3 separate regions of the Homo sapiens genome follow, and all the other regions are linked to region 2. A link is a contact called in ENCODE Hi-C data. All regions are on one chromosome and are shown on one strand. Each heading gives the region's core, a stretch centred on a gene start or an enhancer-like site at or near the end of the contact. The rest is flanking DNA. Distances are from core to core; before and after follow the strand shown.

Region 1 (2,996 bases), core at 34-2,533, 190 kb after region 2:
GCCTGGCTAATTTTTGTATTTTTAGTAGAGATGGGTTCCACCGTGTTGGCCAGGCTGGTCTCAAGCTCCTGAGCTCAAGTGATCCAGCTGCCTCAGCCTCTCAAAGTGCTGGGATTACAGGTATGCACCACTGTGCCTGGCCTGCCTGTGGTATGTTGTAATCTATACACTTTTATTTTTATTAATTATTTCACATAATTTTTACAACAGATCTGAAAACAAGGTTTGCATTTACAGATCAGGAAACTAAGAGCATTGAAGTGATTTTCTCTGTGGTCAGTGATGGTGCTAGCTTAGAACTGGGCAAACAAGCTTACACTTTGATGTTTACCCACTAGCACTACTTCCCTCAAAGCTGATCACAAATCATAATCGTGAAAGAAGCTTTGAAACTACAGATCTACAACTTCCTTTTGTAGGACTGGAAGGGACCTTAATTAAGACCCTTCTCTTTACAGAGGAGGGAACTGAAGCCCAGGGATACCGGAAGAGTTGGCCCGGGTCACATCGTGGTGATTGGAAGGACTAAGAGAGCAAGCCTGGCTCTTGACTCCCAGGCCTTTCTATACCCCGCCTCCTGCTGCCCCGGCCAGGAGGCTAGATCTCAGAATGCAGTCAGAAAAATCCTTCACTGAGAGGACTAGATTGCAGCTCTGAACAGAGCAGCATGTGGAGGCGTGCATTGTGAATTTTAGCTCCAGATCAACTGCAAGAATAAACCTGCAATCCCAAGAGGACCCACAAACCCTCTGAAGGAAGCAGACTGCTCCCGCAGGACCTAAGAGACACCCCAAATACTGTGAGTGCCCCAACTGCGGAAGTGGAAAAGGAAGACCCTCCTCTCCTGAACACACACCCCCACTGGAGAAGCTGAAGGTCTGTTTGTGGGAGAAGTTTCCAACTTAACTGGAGCTGAGTCAAGTTAGAGAGCCCAGCAAAATGCAGGGGTAGAAGAAGCAGCAAGGCCCTGGGAGCTCTCTGGGTCTCCAAGCAGCCCATTCCTCTCTGGTACCATAGGGATCCACTGGGAGGGTGGCTAGAGGAGCAGAGGGTAAAACTCCATGGGGAGAAGGAATTCTCTAGCTGAACTTTGTAAGTTTGAACAGGGCAAGAAGCCTCCTGGCCAGAACTCAAGGGAGGGTGTGAATCCGGTGTGCAGACTTCACAGGTGGGAGAGAACTAAAGCCCTTTTCTCTCGCAGCTGGGAAGCAGATAGCCTTGGGCAAATTTCCAAGTCCGTCTTGCCCTGACCTGGAAACAGACTCCCGGCTGCTGTTGAGGTCACAGTGAGAGTGAGACCGGCCCTTCAATTTGCATGGGATCTGGGTGAGGCCAGTGACTGCTGGGTTTTCCCCACTTCCCTGACAACCTGCATGACTTAGCAGAGGCAGGCATAATCCTCCTTGGTACACAACTCCAGTGACCTGGGAATCATGATCAAGTGGGTTTCATACCAGGGATGCAGGGATGGTTTAACATACGCAAGTCAATAAATGTGATACACCATGTAAAGAGAATTAAAAACAAAAATCACATGAACATCTCAACAGATGCAGAAAAAGCATTTGACAAAATCCAGCAACCTTTATGATTAAAACTCTCAGCAAAATTGGCATACAAGGGACATACCTTAATGTAATAAAAGCCATCTATGACAAACCCATAGTCAACATAATACTGAATGGGGAAAAGTTGAAAGCATTTCCTCTGAGAACTGGAACAAGACAAGGATGGCCACTCTCACACTCCTCTTCAACGTAGGTACTGGAAGTCCTAACAAGAGCAATGAGACAAGACAAAGAAATAAAGGGCATCCAAATCTGTAAAGAGAAAGTCAAACTGTCACTGTTTGCTGATGATATGATTGTTTACCTTGAAACCCCTAAGGATTCCTTCATAGAACTGATAAAAGAATTCAGCCAAGTTTCTGGATACAAGATTAATGTACACAAATCAGTAGCTCTTCTATACAACAACAGCAACCAAGCAGAGAATCAAATCAAGAACTCAACTCCCTTTACAATAGCAAGAAAAAAAAAAAAAAAAACTTAGGAATGTACCTGACAAAGGAGTCAAAAGACCTCTACAAGGAAAACTACAAAACATTGCTGAAAGAAATCATAGATGACAAAAACAAATGAAAACACTTCCCATGCTCATGGGTGGATAGAGTCAATATTGTGAAAATGACCACACTGCCAAAAGCAATCTACAAATTCAATAGAATCCCCATCAGAATACCACCATCATTCTTCACAGAATTAGAAAAAACAATTATAAAATTCATCTGGAACCAAAAAAGAGCTCGCTTAGCCAAAGCAAGACTAAGCAAAAAGAACAAATTTGGAGGCATCACACTACCTGATTTCAAACTATACTGTAAGGCCATCATCACCAAAACAGTATGGTACTTGTATAAAAACAGGCACATAGACCAATGGAACAGAATAGAGAACCCAGAAATAAACCCAAATACTTCCAGTCAACTGATCTTTGACAAAGCAAACAAAAACATAAAGTGGGGAAAGGACACCCTTTTCAAAAAATGGTGCTGGGATAATTGGCTAGCCACATGTAGGAGAATGAAACTGGATCCTTATCTCTCATCTTATACAAAAATCAACTCAAGATGGATTAAGGGCTTAAACCTAAAACCTGAAACTATAAAAATTCTAAAAGAAACATTGGAAAAACCCTTCTAGACAATGGCTTAGGCAAGGATTTCATGACCAAGAACCCGAAAGCAAATGTAATAAAAACAAAGGTAAATAGCTGGGACCTAATTAAACTAAAGAGCTTTTGCATGGCAAAAGGAACAGTCAGCAGAGTAAACAGACAACCCACAGAATGGGAGAAAATCTTCACAATCTATACATCTGACAAAGGACTAATATCCAGAATCTACAACAAACTCAAACAAATCAGTAAGAAAAAAACAAATAATCTAATCAAAAAGTGAGCTAAGGACATGAATAGACAATTCTCAAAAGAAGATA
Region 2 (2,792 bases), core at 80-2,579:
TTCAAAATAATCTACAGGGAGGGGGAAGTAGAGGAGGGAGATAGATAAAACATCATAAATCATTAATTGATGATTGTTGGATTGGATGACAGATACTTCTGTATATGTTTGAAATTTTCCATTATAAGAGTTTTTAAAAATGAGGTAGAGATCCAGTGATCCAGAAACTTGGTAGTTATTAGTTTCAACCTTTAGCTTCACCTAAACCCCTTTAAAAAAATTGCCAGCAAAGAATACTGTCTCCCATTATTTTCACTCTCCTTATCTACCTTTCGTATAACAGAGGTATCAACAAGGGGCAGAGCTGCCACTGGACAGGTGTGAGGAGGGAGGATTTGATGGTGAGGAAAGTGCAGTCACCAACCCATACGGGATGGAGAGTTAACAGCACACATCCGTGGACTTCGTGTTCTCTTGGTGCAGGACACGGGCATCAGCACTCCCATGACTCACTGGCAAGCACATATTGGAATGCCAAGCTACAGAGTGTTTCCTCTTGGGCTGCTACACTTTTCCTTAGTCTTGTGGTTGAAATGAGCATCGAGATAAATAACGATAAACAATTGTGAGGGAAGCTGTGGGTTTATAAGAGGCAGGGATAGAGTCAGCTCCTTTCTTCAGTTTTGTGTCTCTTCTCCCTACCTCATGTCCTTGGATATCCAGATCCTAGGATCAGGAGATGGCAAGGAGTGGAGGAGCGTAGGCATTCATCAGCATGAGAAAGGCAAGGGAAGGTTTGATCTCAGTGCTGTGCTCAGGCCTGCCCTTTACAAACGAAACTACCTTAAATATACCTAGCTATTCTCAAAGTGCGAAAAATTCTGAACTTGATTCCAATCATGAACCGTCCTTCTGAATGATCAGTTTCTTCTAGGAAATCAAACACAGAAGATATGATTACTAAATAAACACTCCATTAGTACTTAAAAATCTGAAGATACAGAAATTCAGAGGTTTGATGTAAATCTTTTTGAAATGTATTACAAATCACACCTTAAAGCATAATCCACACACTGATCTTGTACCTGCAGAGTAAGAGTTCCTTCTAAAACAGGAGTCAGGAAAGAAGAAAGAAAATTGGCATTTTTTTTTCTGTTCCTGATATCAGTTAACTCAGGTTAAAGAGGATTTCTTGGCATAAAAATTTTATTCTATTCCACCTGAAGTAATAAGGCGAGAGGTAAAAAAGAGATCTATTTATGGATAGGCTAATCAAGTAAGCTGCCTCTACTCAAAGGAAAAAAAAAAAAACCACACCGAGGACTTTGTAGAACTATAAGCCAAGAATTCTTTAACACTGATTTCTAAACACCATATCATGCCGGGAGCTCACAGGAAGAACCTCTTCCTTTGCTTTGGGCAAAAGATCTAATTCGGATTTCCTCTTACTCATAATCTCCCAGAAAGAGGAGAATTTAAGGATTGCATCATTTTTGCCAAATGGTTAAAAAAATTTTTTTTCTCTTCTATCCTATAATCATGCTTCAGCTCCAGCCAAGGCAGTTTAGGCTTGAGGCACATTAAAATCTTTGTATGGGGCCAACTTGGGGCCTCCTCTTACCTCTTCCTAGAGAACACCTAAAGAGCATAAAATAATATGGTCTTGCAGCACATCTTTTTGTTGTATAAATATTATGTAATCTTAAAGAGCCCTCAGAAACCTCCATAGATCATGCTAGTGGGGTCCTGCCCAGATCCTCCCTCTGGCACGAATGCACCTACCCCGGAGTTTGCGTAAGTGTTGCCTGATAACTATAAGTGAGAACCGCTGTCCCCATTGGAACCCCCTAACATGGGAGGTTATACATCCCCTGCAGGGGATTACTTGAAGCTAGTGAACCTTCCTGGGGGATGCAGCTGAAGTTAGTTAGAAACCAGCTAAAACCACATCCTTCCTCTCAGCTCCTTCTCCTTCTCTTTCCTCCGTCTTCTGCCCCCATCACCTCCTTGCAGGTTCCTCTGAGAGCATTCCCTCAATAAAGCACTTCCACGAGAATCTCCATCTCTAGGGGACTTAACCTATAACACTTCAAGAATCCTATGGCAGCAAATTAAAATGAATATTTTTTTATGTTTAGTCTGCTGTCTTTCAAGGTCTACTAATCTGTCCAATTTCATCAGTGTTTAGACCCACAGACACAAGCACATACACTAAATAGCTTAAAGGTTAGATGTAGGAGGGGGCAGGATGGATTCCATGGGAGTTCACATCTTCTATTTGGGCATCAAACTTAATATACAAAATAGCCTTTCCATCCCCCGAAAGCCATTTCCCAATACAATCTGCAGTCCATCTTCCTACTCTCATTTTCTCTCTGTATACTTATATACAGACACAAGACTAATACATACCACTCTTCTGTTCTATTAGAACGAGGTTCCTCTCCCTAAAACTATATAAACCCAGTGTGAGCGAATCACGGTGGCTCACCCCTGTAATCCCAGCACTTTGGAAGGCCGAGGCAGGCAGATCGCTTGAGCTCAGGAGTTTGAGACCAGCCTGGGCAACATGGCGAAACCCTGTCTTTACAAAAAATACAAAAATTAGCAGAGGATGGTGGCATATACCTGTAGTTCCAGCTACTCGGGAGGCTGAGGTGGGAGGATGGCTTGAGCCTGCAAAGTGGAGGCTGCAGTGAGCCAAAACTGGGCCACTGCACTCCAGCCTGGGAAACAGAGTGAGACTGTCTCAAATAAATAAATAAATAAATAAATAAATAAATAAATAAATAAATAAATAAATAAAATAAACCCAGTGTGAGGCAAGCTGGCTCTGTTTTAATTGCTCTTTG
Region 3 (2,892 bases), core at 292-2,791, 210 kb after region 2:
CTGTAATCCCAGTACTTTGGGAGGCCAAGGTGGGCAGATCGCTTGAGCCCAGGAGTTCAAGACCAGCCTCGGCAATGTAGTGAAACCCCATCTTACAGAAAATACGAAAAACAAAAATAAGCTGGGCCTGGCGGTGCGTGCCTGCAGTTCCAGCTACTCGGGAGGCTGAGGTGGGAGAATCACTTGAGCCCAGGAGGCTGAGGTTGCAGTGAGTGGAGATTGCACCACTGCACTACAGCCTGGGCAACAGAGTGAGACTCTGTCTTCAAAAAAACAAACAAACAAAAAAAAGAATTGTCAGTCTGCAGCATAATAGATAAGAGCTATTTTGTTGAGATCTCTCGTTTTTATCATTGGGTAAAAAGGTGAGTGTACCCAGGGAATCACTTAGGCAATCCCAATTCGTCTCGACATTGGTAACCTGACATTACAATTTGGGAAGCTACAGTCGTTATTGCACCTGAGCCATGGTGCGCACCTACCCCTGTACTCTGTAGCCAGACCAGCTGAGTTGAACGGCTTTAGTCAATATCTGAGCTGGGTGAGGCTGGGCAAAAGAGCAATAGGTGAAAACAATCCCAGCAAGATGCCCTCTCTTCCTTAGAAATCAATTACTGAGATATCAAAAAGGAAAAGCAATAGAATGCTTTGCCTAATTAAGCAGTTGAGTTTGTAAGTATTTGATAAAACAGCAAAAGTAAATGCAGCACATATATCAGAGCTCTTGGTTGTAAACAGTGGAAACCCAAGGTGGCTTACTTTGAGCTCCATGGAGGAATACGGGGAGAGATACAATAGGTGCTCCCAGAAAGCTTGTGAAGGGAACAACCAAACCCCAGAAGACAGGGTGCACAGAGTTGGGCAGTGGGATTCTCCAACTCTAGAACTGAGGACCTTACACTTGGTATCACCTGTCCCTACAATTTGGCTTCATTCTTCTATACCAGCTGTCTCCATGGGGTGGAGTTACATGGCTGCTTCCAGACATCATCATTAACAAAGAAAGCTCTTCTTCCTTGTGGAGCTCCACTTCAGAATCCTGGTGAAGGCCTCTGATTGGTTTACCTTTCATAGCCTCTTAGAATAATCACTAAAGACAGTGCATGATGCATGGTAATTAACCACATTCCTGCCCTTTGACTGGAACAGAGAGATCAGGGGTCCATAATTAGAAGTTCACACTAGAACCATGTGATTGAAATGGAGAAAGGTAGACAAAAACAATCCATGTTCAACAAAGCCTGTATATGGAGTCAAATATGCCATATTTGGGTATTTATAAACCTATGGGAAGAAAGAATCTGGGTATCATTTGATTTCACAAACTAACATCCCATCAAAAGTGAAAACAAAACAGGATTTATTCAACAAATATTTATATGGCTTAAAATGAGCAAAGCTTGTTTATTTCTGATTTTTGATCACTCATTGGCTTTTTCAGGATGCCGCTGATATTTTTGTCTCTGTGAATGTGGAGGTCTTTCTAAATTTGTCTTAGTAATAACCCTCCTGGAGGGTTTCCTAATATATGCAGGAGATAAAGAAAGAATTACTATATACTTGCCCCCAGCGTGGATTTCTTCATAAGCTGCATTCCAAAGGGAATACTGCATGCATTACCAAAGTTAAAATGCATGAGTCTGTAGAGCTACACTTTGAAAATATTTAAAATGCTAAAAGATGTGTGCATGTATGTCTGAATATGTCTGAATGCAAATGTGTGTGTATGTGTATTTGTGTATGTGAAAACTCTGTTGTAAAATGAAAAACTGAGGGTTGAGTAACCTGGATAGTTCAACAACTTTTAAAGAAAAAAAGAAATACCTCTTAAATTTGACTCATGACGTTTATTTTGCCTGCATGGTGAAAATGTTGATTTCATTAGTCATAGTAGTTGGCCAATGACAGCTATTTCAATATAATCCTTGGATAGTTGACAGCCTTACCAACCATTTCTACAGTTATGAAAATATTCCTCTTCATAATGTGTTAGGAGGTATTACTGCATTTTTTAAAAGTTCAATTTCTTCATTTTTCTTAAACTAGTGAAAATAACTTTTTAAAATTGGTTTTCACATTTTTGCTGCAGTTATCACTATAAATATGTATTATTTTGGCCTATCAGCAGATATCATATTACTTTTGTCAAGAAAATTACCAGTAATACTTGTAGCAAATAAGACATAAATGTAGATAGGCAAACTTACCATCTTTGTTTGGGTTCCCCAGAATGCAGAGTGAGATAAAGATTTGATTACAGATAGTTTATTTGGTGATCCCAGGAACTTCACGGAATGGAGTGGGGAAAGGGAGAGAAAGAAAGGAGAAAAGTAAAAAGGGGGTGCCTTAATAAGTAGGTTCCATTTTTCCTAAGCAACTGGGGCCTACTTCCTCTGGGGAGCCTCTGAGAAACCAGAAAGAATGTATCTCAGAAGGAATTCACTCTTCTGACTCTTGAACCTCGTTGATTAAAGTTGACCTTGGAGGCATTATGCCCTTAGCACTTGCAGGCTACTCGCACTGTGAGCTGAGAAGGGCCTCAGCAGAGAAGCAGAGAGTTATGGCACTCGTGGTAGGAAGATGGCAGTGTGTATAGACATGTTTGCAAGCTGCCGGGGAGCTAACAGGTGAGCCGGGGAACATGGGCAGTGTATCATTAGTGACTACCATGTTCATTCCTTGCTCTCAGCAGATCCTCTCATGCCCACCCTTAGTTTGCTCTGTTACTGACATTTCAGAGTTGTAGCTGGCTGCAATCTCCAAAAATGACTGAAAATAGAAGAATATGTGGAACAAGTCACAATCTTCACTGCTGCAGCTGGTCCCAAGGCTATAATCTATACTCATCATCTCTCTCCAATTCCACTTCTTCTAGATTTCCCGAATCCTTGG

The links. Hi-C counts contacts between places; a loop is a spot of excess contacts on that map. Pooled maps may share reads with other maps.
Region 1: a loop to region 2 is called in a pooled map, with 2.5 times the contacts of the local background. The contact joins two enhancer-like sites. A Hi-C loop is called at or near these places in 1 of 168 maps with a recorded cell type or tissue (naive thymus-derived CD4-positive, alpha-beta T cell), 1 of 37 single-sample maps with no recorded cell type and 8 of 50 pooled maps.
Region 3: a loop to region 2 is called in a pooled map, with 1.8 times the contacts of the local background. The contact joins two enhancer-like sites. A Hi-C loop is called at or near these places in 1 of 168 maps with a recorded cell type or tissue (naive thymus-derived CD4-positive, alpha-beta T cell), 1 of 37 single-sample maps with no recorded cell type and 7 of 50 pooled maps.

Annotation. Positions count from the first base shown.
Region 1 is chr4:146,032,113-146,035,108 of GRCh38, forward strand. No RefSeq gene overlaps it. Among named protein-coding and RNA genes, the nearest start is that of LINC01095, 88 kb to the right of the region's middle. RefSeq lists an enhancer at 668-717. Within about 2 kb of position 1,284, at least 5 of the 41 ENCODE cell types and tissues checked have a DNase peak (open chromatin) inside an H3K27ac peak, as active enhancers do.
Region 2 is chr4:145,841,987-145,844,778 of GRCh38, forward strand. All of the region lies in intron 7 of ZNF827 (zinc finger protein 827), which reads right to left. Among named protein-coding and RNA genes, the nearest start is that of ZNF827, 95 kb to the right of the region's middle. Within about 2 kb of position 1,330, at least 4 of the 41 ENCODE cell types and tissues checked have a DNase peak (open chromatin) inside an H3K27ac peak, as active enhancers do.
Region 3 is chr4:146,050,355-146,053,246 of GRCh38, forward strand. No RefSeq gene overlaps it. Among named protein-coding and RNA genes, the nearest start is that of LINC01095, 70 kb to the right of the region's middle. Within about 2 kb of position 1,542, at least 2 of the 41 ENCODE cell types and tissues checked have a DNase peak (open chromatin) inside an H3K27ac peak, as active enhancers do.